Regions from separate parts of the Homo sapiens genome. Here region 2 is linked to region 1. Evidence: chromatin loops called from intact Hi-C (ENCODE). Cell type or tissue: GM12878. All regions are shown on one strand.

Evidence for each region. Peaks named below come from ENCODE experiments on the same cell type or tissue, not always from the same donor. Only the 100,000 strongest peaks of a DNase experiment are listed, where the experiment ranks them.
Region 2: it touches region 1 in a loop (3-fold over the local background); 2 of 110 quality-filtered maps call a loop at or near these places.

The regions. Positions count from the first base shown.
Region 1 is chr17:40,789,894-40,794,893 of GRCh38, forward strand. It overlaps KRT28 (keratin 28), which reads right to left. Exons shown (of 8, transcript NM_181535.3): 6 at 3,936-4,153; 7 at 3,262-3,317; 8 at 2,303-2,676. The coding sequence ends at 2,534. Among named protein-coding and RNA genes, the nearest start is that of KRT28, 7.6 kb to the right of the region's middle. In GM12878, a CTCF peak has its summit at 2,104; a DNase peak (open chromatin) is centred at 2,102.
Region 2 is chr17:40,540,975-40,545,974 of GRCh38, forward strand. No RefSeq gene overlaps it. Among named protein-coding and RNA genes, the nearest start is that of CCR7, 22 kb to the right of the region's middle. RefSeq lists enhancers at 1,574-1,703, 1,984-2,153. In GM12878, no CTCF peak of the experiment used is centred here; DNase peaks (open chromatin) are centred at 368 and 2,207; H3K27ac peaks cover 1,602 bases.

The DNA of each region.
Region 1 (5,000 bases):
TTTTTTTTTTTGAAACAGAGTCTTGCTCTGTCACCCAGGCTGGAGTGCAGTGGTGCCATCTTGGCTCATTGCAACTGCCACCTCCCGGGTTCAAGTGATTCTCGTGCCTCAGCCTCCTGAGTAGCTGGGATTACATGGGTGTGCCACCACGCCCAGCTAATTTTTGTATTTTTAGTAGAGATGGGGTTTCTTCCTGTTGGCCAGGCTGGTCTCGAACTCCTGACCTCAGGTGATCCAACCGCCTTGGACTCCCAAAGTGTTGGGATTACAAGAATGAGCCACTGCGCCCAGCCTATCATATAGTTTTTTCTGCTGCTTTCCTGCTTGCCTGTGTTGCCAACTGCATAAGTGGAAAATGATGACATAGAAAGATCAAACAATCCATAGTTCCTTTTCCTTTCAGTCTTTTTACTCATTGGTAAACCAAAGGTAGAGAATGCTGGTAGAAGGTGGGTATATACAGAAGTGAAATAAAAACAATTGAGTTTGTTTTGTGCAGTGTTTCCACTGTTTTGGTAGGAACAAAATACATATGCATGTATGAGCTACAAATTATGAATTGTGTGATTTTGGGGATTCTGTATACAAGTTAAATGTTCTTTTGCTTGGATTTCAAACTGGCATGGCACAATATAAAAACTCATAGTAACATGTATGCCAATAATTTAGAACTTTAATTTTTCATTATGATATGGTTTGGCTCTGTACCTCCACCCAAATCTCACCTTGAATTGTAATCCCCATGTGTTGAGACAGGGAAGTGATTGGATTATGGGGGTGGTTTCCCCCTGGTGTTCTCTGAGATAGTGTGAATTCTCACGAGATCTGATGGTTTTATAAATGGTAGTTTTTTCTGTGCCCTCACACACTCTCCCTTTCCCGCCACTATGTGAAGAAGGTCTTTGCTTCCCTTCACCTTCTGCCATGACTACAAGTTTACTGAGGCCTCCCCAGCCATATGGAACTATGAGTCAATTAAACCTCTTCTTTATAAATTACCCAGTCTCAGGTAGTTTCTTTATAGCAGTGTGAGAATGGACTAATACACTTTACTTAGAACAAAACTAAATAGCAAAAAAAAAAAAAAAAAAAAAGAAAAGAAAAAAAAAGAAAGGAAACAAAACAGCAACAACAACAACAACAACAGAAAACCCCAAATCAAAACAACAAAATCCAGGACAAATTGAAAACATAAATGCAGATGCAAGGAAACAGCTTGATATTTTAGTGCCTTTGGGTGATACATTTTTCCTGATTGTTGAACAAGGAATCCTATGTTTTCATTTGGCGCTAGGTCCTGAAAATTATGTAGCTGGCCCTGAATATTGTACATTTGGAAATCATTTCTCTGTGGATTTCTAGTATTTGCTTCATTTGATGGCTTTTGGCTGAAGATTTTGTAAATATCTCATTCTTTGCCACTTCTCTGAATCCCATGTGACTGGAGGATTGTGAGACAGAATTCCTTCTCTTGCTGGAGATTTTCACTGGAATCAGGCCATATACCAGAGAAATAAAGGAGCTGCTTTCCTTTTAGGCAATTTAATATTTGTTGGGAATTCCTACCATACATTTTGATCCAGAAAGGTATAAATAGTCATAATCACAAGAATCATGATGTTCATCAGCCTCATGGGGCTTCACATTCGAGAACAGGTGTTGGTGGGTTAAATTTGGCCTGCTATGTGTTTTTGTACAGACTGTGAGCTAGGAATGGTTTTACATTTTTAAATGGTCAAAAAAAGTTAAAAGAAGAAGAATATTCCACGACAGGTAAAAATATTTACAATTCAAATTTCAGCATTAATAAATTAAGTTTTATTGGAACACAGTCATGTTCATTCATTCATCTATTGTCTACGGCTGAGGTTTGTAGTTGAAATAGAGACTTTACGGCCTGCCATGCCTAAAATATTTACTATCTGGGTCTTCACAAAAAAAGCTTCTGACCCCTGTTCTAGGAAAAGTGTCACTAACACAAGCCATATTGCTGTGGATTTTTCCGGAGATTATCCTGTTTAGACGAGGAATGGTATCCTGGGTATTGTGGAAAGAAGAGTTTGAGAGAGGCTCTTGGTAAAATACCAGGAATGCGTCATCTAGTGGTGAGACTTTTCAGTCACAGGAGAATTTCTGAAGTTTTTGATTATTTGCCCACATAGACACGATGTGATTTAAAGATTATGCATAGTGAATGTTTCATATTCAAATGCCATGTGGCGGTATTGACTATTATTTAAAACAACAGTGAAAGGCAATTAAAATATATTCCACAAGTGTTTCTCTATGAATGAGACATAGAAAAAAATCACAAATAGTTATTTATTAGTCATCAGTGAATGGAAATGAATGCACATCAACTTTTTTATTTATTGGAAACAAACACTCAATATCCTGTAAAACTAAGAAAACAGGTATTTTTGCTAAGTAATGTATCTTTAAAAGTAAAAAGTGTGTATATTCTCTCTGATATTTAGAATAATGCAATTGTACAGGATCCTTTCCCAAATTATTCTTTTCTCTAAAATGACAGCTAGAAAGGAACCCTTTGTTCTGTCTTGCCGTTGGTCATTTTAGATGTCTTTTCTTCAATGGAGTGAATCCTTGATGAAAGAACTTTACCACGTTGATCTAGCTCTTCAACCACTGTCTTTACCAGTGTGGTTTTGGATAAATCTAGAAATAAAACATAGGCATACATATATTCAACCAAAAAGATTACATGACAATTCCACTGCTAGTTCAATATAATATATTATGCATATTTTTGATTGAGGGAGTAAGTATATATTTATAATAATAGCTTGGGATAGTTTTAGCCACTTGATACTTCCTATTCAGAACAGTTTAGCTAAAACTACTTAAATATTGACTACGGTTGTAGTGTATGACTGCCATTAATGTAAAAGTATTGCTGTGATAGAAATAGAACTAGAGGGCTCATGCTTGTGATCCTAGCACTTTGGGAGGCCGAGGTGGGCAGATCACCTGAGGTCAGGAGTTTGAGACCAGCCTGGCCAACATGGTGAAACTCCGTCTCTATTAAAAATATAAAAACTAGCTGGGCATGGTGGTGGGTGCCTGTAATCCCAGCTACTCAAGAGGCTGGGGCAGGAGAATCACTTGAACCCAGGAGGTGGAGGTTGCAGTGAGCCGAGATAGCACCATTGCATTCCAGCCTGGGCAACAGAGCGAGACTCTGTCTCAAAAAAATTTAAAAAAAGAAAAGAAAAGAAAAGAAATAGAACTAGATTTTATTACCTTTAGATGAATTCCCAGGGCTTCCTGATCCAAAGCCCTTTGATTTGGAGCATGAACTGTAAAAGAAATATAGTTTATTCTTTTATATTTCTGCTTACTATCGCTTCAGAAATATTCATTGACTCAATGAATGAAATTTGTATGCCAAAAACAGGTCTTAGTTTTCTATAGAGGAAACTCTTAAGATTTTTATGTGTAGGAGCTGAAAGTAATTAAATGTTATCTAAAGAGAGAATATAAATAAATCTTGTTTCCATTTGATTTTTTTTTTTACACCCAAGAATTTAAAACTTAAGGACATACATATATATATGGATCCAGGTGGTTTGTACAGAGTACATTTATTTCAGGGCAGCAGTGAAATTAGGTATGCACTGAAAGAAGGATAAAGCCTGCTTGTGGGAGGTGGAGAGAATCTTGAAACCCACAGTGATTAACATGGACAACAGATGGGAATGGCTGCAGGAACATTTCCAGTCATCTAATGCAGAGGAGAACACTGTGATGAACAGGATTTGGAAGAGATGACTCTCTTCCAAAAAAACAAGAGATGGACATGCTTTTCTGCAGTGGGAATGAAAAAGAAAAGGCTTGGAAGTATGGAAGGCTAATGGGCAGCCCACATTTGTAGCTTAAAAGAGGTAAAAACTGGATTTTCAAATGGCTTTACTTACTTTCCATCTCCATCTATCAGGCGGCAGTAGGTCTCAATTTCTTTTTCCAAGTGGACCTTGACATCGAGGAGATGCTCATACTCCAGCTTCTGGCCCTCGGTCTCGGTTCTGACCTGGTGCAGCTGCTCCTCCAGGGCCCCGATCTGAGCCTGGATCTGCGCCAGCTGCGTACAGTAGTTGCTCTCGGTCTCTGTCAAGGAGCACTCCAGGGAGTGTTTCTGAGGACATCAAAGAAGCCGTGGCAAGGGATGAAAACACTCTGAGGACTAGTAGAACATTGTTTCTCAGTAATCAGCAGGATTGCTCCCTGGGCAATTGTGGAAATTTGTGAGGCTTGTCACAATCAAATGGGAAAGAAAGGAGGCTGGCATTTATGAAGTGAGGGCCAGGCATGATGGACGTGGGATCCTGACCCGGGATAAATGGCCCTTTTCCCACAAGACTTTTGATGTTCCACTGGACATTGATGATATATAGGTCATATTTCTATTAAAACCAACTGATATATTAAAGCACCTTTTAAGGGTAGCAGAATAAAAAATCGATATGGGAAAACTTGTATTTTGAAATTATATATTTATTTCAGGGTTACCTGTTGTTTCCATCTTACTCTGCTACTGTCCCCGCAGATCCACTCCGCTAGTGTTCCATGGCCTTTTGTGCTACTGCTTTTTTTTTCTCTAATCCATCCTTGATTTTCTAGCCTCTATCAAAGGTCTTTTATTAAGGTACCTGAGATTGAATGAGTGCCTTAACAGATGTGAGATTTCAAGGCAAGAGCTATATCTCATAACACAATACAGGTCATTATTTCGACACTACTCTTATGAATATCATACTTCCTCTTTGCTACTTCTACAGTCTGTAATTTGTCTTGGCACCTGCTGCCTCCTTTAATTAAGGTAATTTTCCTCTTTCCCTTATTATAGATAAATATGTCTGGGCAATTATTACTTCTGTTGATATTAGTTATTATCCAAGTGTCCACCCCAACTTCCACTCTTTCATTTTCCTTTTCTTGTGTGGAGGAACTTCTGATCTTACATGGTTGAAAATGAAAGATTT
Region 2 (5,000 bases), 250 kb before region 1:
TTATCAATCCCTTTCTCAGTGCCCAGCACAATGCCAAGAGTTCAGGGAGAAAGCAGATACCCCACAGAGACCTAGACAGGCCAGAGGCACTGTCCCTGGGCAGGGGAGGCAGGTCAGGCCGGCGGTGCTCACCCAGGGAGGCTCCAGGAACTCAACTCGGGCCTCTGATCAACCGCAGATAAACACTGAACTTTCTACCTGAGGAAGCTCCCTGGCAGGGCTGGGTTCCTGTCAAGGAGACAGAGAAAGTTTCCATTGAGTGGGGGTGTGTGCATGCGTGCGTGTGTGTGTGTGTGCATGTGTGCGAGTGTACGCGTGTGAATGCATGAGTGTGTGCGTGCATGTCTGTGTGCATGCATGTATGTGTGTGCATGTGTGTGTGTGTCTGTGTTTGTGTGTGTGTGCATGCGAACATGCACCGAGGTGCCCTATTATCTTTTCCTCTCTGCAGAAAATCAGGTCAGTGGTTTGACTGTTGTTGTTAACCGCAAGGTGGAGTGGGGAGGTGGCCTGAGATGCTGAGGCTGGGCTAGAGTATGAGGGCCAGGGTATGGGGCCACCAGGCTACAGGGCCCCCAGGAAGCAGTGGCAATGGATGCCAGTCTGGGGAGAGGGTGCTGCCTGCCATGTCCTGTTTCCCTCCTAGCATTACTCTCCCTTTCTTTAGGGCCTTGGCTGCCTGTCCTGGTAGCCGCTGTTGAATAACCCAGGGACTGTGGCTGAAGAGAGGCAGTCACTCTGCCTTGTGGCTCGGGACACGGTGGAGGGGTGGGAGGTGCGGGCAGGGCCCCCCCATGGGTAGTAGTAACAACAGCCAGGCTCTGGCAGTCGCACTTTCACACCGGAGTCCTCACCTCGCCCACAGTGCCCTGGAAGCATGAGAGCAGGTGTTATTGTTGAGGGCACTGAGAAAGAGAGAGAGAGGGGCCAAAGAGCTAGTTCAAAGGCATCCCGGTTCTCACTCTGGCCTCAGACTCCCCTTCTGGGGTCCTTGAGGGCCCCTAGGCCACCCCGAGGGGTTGGAGGAACACTTTGTCCATTCCCCGTGGCAGATGGAAGGACTCCGGAGCATGTCAGCTGCAGCCTGGGCCTCTGTTGGGTCCTCGGCTCTGGGTCTCTCACAGGCGGCCATCAAGGTGTTGGCTGGGGCCTTGGTCATCTCAAGGCTGGAGCAGGAAAGGACCTGCCTCCCCAGGCCCTAAGCTTGAATGGTGCTGGGGACAGGGGGCAGCACTCTTCTGGCACGGCAGCCCCTCCTCCGTCCTCTTGGCATCTTGTCCTTAAAGTTCATCGTTGCCTCGTCCGCTAACCTCCTCCCCCTCCTTTCCGCCTCCATCTCCCCAAGTCCTTCTCGCCTCTGCTTTTGCTTCCACGGCTGTTTCCTCACGGAGGCTCAGACAATAGAGGCTAATGATCCAACTGCTGAGAGCACACCCTCCTCTAGCAGCCAGAAATCATCTGTTACCCATCGCCCGCCCTCCCTGGGGCCCAGGCTTCCAGACTGAGACCTTTTCCTTCCCTCCCACTTCTTACTGGAAATGAGCCCCCGTCCTTCCACTCCCCCCTAACCCCCCAGGCCTCCCTTAGGGAGGTTCAAGGACTCGTCTCTGACTCCACCTATCTACTGGGTACCCCTCTGCAGGGGGGAGGCAGGGGCTGGTGCCCACGAACTCTGGAGGCCCTTCTGGGAGCACAGTCTTGCCATGACCTCTCTAGGTCAGCTCAGCTCCCTGTGCTGGACACAGACCCGGAGAACAGCTCAGCACGAGGTTACCAGGCTGACGTTGCACAGACTGTGCTGGAAATTACAGAGTGCCTTGGAGGGAAAAACAAACTGGGGTTTCAGTTCCCATGGAAACGACATCTATTTGCAGAGGTGCTTGCGTCAGAGCCCGGGACCCTGTGCTTGGCAGGGATGGGGTGGATGTTAAAAGGCAGGGTCATCTGTTGACTGTCTGGGACTCTTCCAGGACAGTGTCTGAAATGGGGCCCTTACCTTTAGCCATGACAAACAGCTCTTTCCACAGAGGGGCCTGTCTGCCTGGGCATGTCTCTGCAATGCTGGGGTTTTTGGGTAGATTTTAAACTTATGAGTCAAGGGTGTGGGAAGACCCCACATTCGCCATTCATGAGCATTTATTCCACGAGCATGTTTTGACCTATGATGTGCCAGGCACTGGGCTAGGCCAGCCAATCAGGAGTTGGTCTGGACCTGCTAAGTTTGGGGCCTAAAGTCTCCCTTCCTGGGAGGAGCTTTGGTCAGACAGGGGCAAAGTGGGGACCTGCCAGGGACCACGTGACGTGGGAGCACACAGGCTCAGCAATGCCAGTCCCCTCACTCTGTAACCAAAGCAAATGCCTTCTGTCCTCGTGTGTCACAGGGGAGTAATTCCTCATCTCACGGGGAAAGATGACCCCTAAACTAGCCACTGAGGTCCCCACAGCAGAGGCGATTATTCCAGCTATTGTTATGGAAGAGTGTCTATTGTTACCCTCTCTATCACTTTACACTTTACGAAGAGCTGTACATCCACTACCTCGTTTAATGTAACACTCCAGGGAGGTTTTAACAACATCACACCTGTTTTCAAACGGGGAAACTGCATCGAGGGAGGAGAAGGCACTTGTCAAGGTCACACGGATGATAAACGGTGAGACCAGTATGGGAATCTGAATGCCGGACCCCCTGCTTTGCCCCCTCCTCCCTGTCCTGGGGCACCTGGTGACCAGACCTCCCACCCTGGCAGGCCTCCAACCAGCCCGGCTGTTTCCCACGCCTGGGGAATGGGAACCAGCTGTGTGCTAGTGCGGTGGGGCATGGATTGTTCTGGATCTGGTCTCATGGAGACTGCACATCAGAAAGACCACAACCCTCAACTCTGCTGCTCACCCAAGTCACTTCACTCTTCCTTGACTCAGTTTCCCTCTCAGTAAGTTGACAGAAAGCCTGTGAGGGGATCTGAGTGACTTATGTCCTATAAGAAATCTGAAGAAATAGGCCGGGCGCAGTGGCTCACGCCTGTAATCTCAGCACCTTGGGAGGCTGAGGTGGGCGGATCATGAGGTCAGGAGTTTGACAGCAGCCTGGGCAACATGGTGAAACCCTGTATCTACTAAAAATACAAAAATTAGCTGGATGTGGTGGTGCGTGCCTGTAGTCCCAGCTACTTGGGAGGCTGAGGCAAGAGAATCACTTGAATCCGGGAGGCAGAGGTTGCAGTGAGCCGAGATCGCGCCACTGCACTCCAGCCTGGGTGACGGGGTGAGACTCCGTCTCAAACAGACAAACAAAAAAGAAATCTGATGAAATAGTTTCTTGTTGGTGGCCACTTGGACGACCTTTCCTCTCTCCTGTGGGTGACTGTAATTGGAATGGGGCACACTGGCATGCCCCTTAGGGCCCATTCGTTTTTCCCGAATCACTCTTTAAGAATCTGGTATCACCTAACAGAATGATGGGGTTTTCAGGGAAGGGACAGAGGCTGGGACAATTTTAAATAGGGATGCCTGTAATCCCAGCACTTTGGGAGGCCGAGGTGAGCGGATCACTAGAGGTCAGGAGTTCGAGACCAGCCTGGCTAACACAGTGAAACCCCGTCTCTACTAAAAATACAAAAAATTAGCTGGGCATATTGGCGGGCGCCTGTAGTCCCAGCTACTCGGGCGCCTGAGGCAGGAGAATGGCGTGAACCCGGGTGGCGGAGCTTGCAGTGAGCCGAGATCGTGCCACTGCACTCCAGCCTGGGCGACTGAGCGAGACTCTGTCAAAAAAAAGAAAAAAAAAAAAGCAAAGATTAGCTGGGCGTGATGGCGCATGCCTGTAATCCCAGCTACTCGGGAGGCTGAGGCAGGAGAGTCACTTGAACCTGGGAGGCAGAGGTTGCAGTGAGCCAGTGCACTCCAGCCTTAGCGACAGAGCAAGACTCTGTCTCTAAATAAATAAATAAATAAATAAATAAATAAATAAATTAGGAAGGTTAGGGTTGGGGGTGGAGAATACAGGTTGGGGGTAAAGAATAGAGGAGGAGGCCAGGCGCGGTGGCTCACACCTGTAATCCCAGCACTTTGGGAGGCCGAGGCGGGCAGATCATGAGGTCAGGAGATCGAGACCATCCTGGCTAACGCGGTGAAACCCTGTCTCTACTTAAAATACAAAAAATTAGCCGGGCATGGTGGTGGGTGCCTGTAGTCCCAGCTACTCAGGAGGCTGAGCCAGGATAATGGCATGAACCCTGGAGGCGGAGGTTGTGGTGAGCCGAGATCGCGCCATTGCCCAGCCTGGGCAACAAGAGTGAAACTCCGTCTCAAAAAAAAAAAAAAAAAAAAAAAAAAGAATAGAGGAGGAAGAAAAATTTCCAGGCCTTGGAGTCCTGCTTGGTTTGGGTAGGGGGTGGGGCAGGATGGGGCTGCAGGATCCTGAAGGTCCCTGAAGTGATGGTGGCCATGAGGCCATGAATTACATCCACCTCTGTGCTTGTACCTGGCTGTGAGGTGTGAAGTGAGACCAGGAGAAGATGGGAAATAAACGCGTTCCAAATGTCTGCTGTAATGAGGGGGTCTGGAGTTCCTGTGCCAAGAATCAGATTGCAGGCCTGATCACGAGACGAGCTGTTGATTGCTGCAGGAATCCAGGAGGTGTTGTGTCTGTGTGTGCCTTGCCACCCTGCAATGTAGAATTGGCTATCCCATTCCACAAAGGAGGAAGCTGAGGCCCGGAGTTACACGGCGTGCCCAAGGCTGTGTAGCTAGTAAGAAGGGAGGTGGGCATCCTCTGACTGACTCTGAGGGCGGGACCGCCCTGTGCTTGCGGGGAGCACAGGGGCATTGTTCTTACTGCTTTGGGTCCAAGACCTTCTGAGCTCTTATGAGACCACTGCTGGGGCCAGCTCACCTGGGGACTCAGTTCCTGCCCCCACTCCCCACCCGTTCTTTCTTGCCCTCTCTCTCTCCCTCTCCACCTCCATCCCTGTCCCCTTTCCGTCCATGCGCCCACCTCCCTG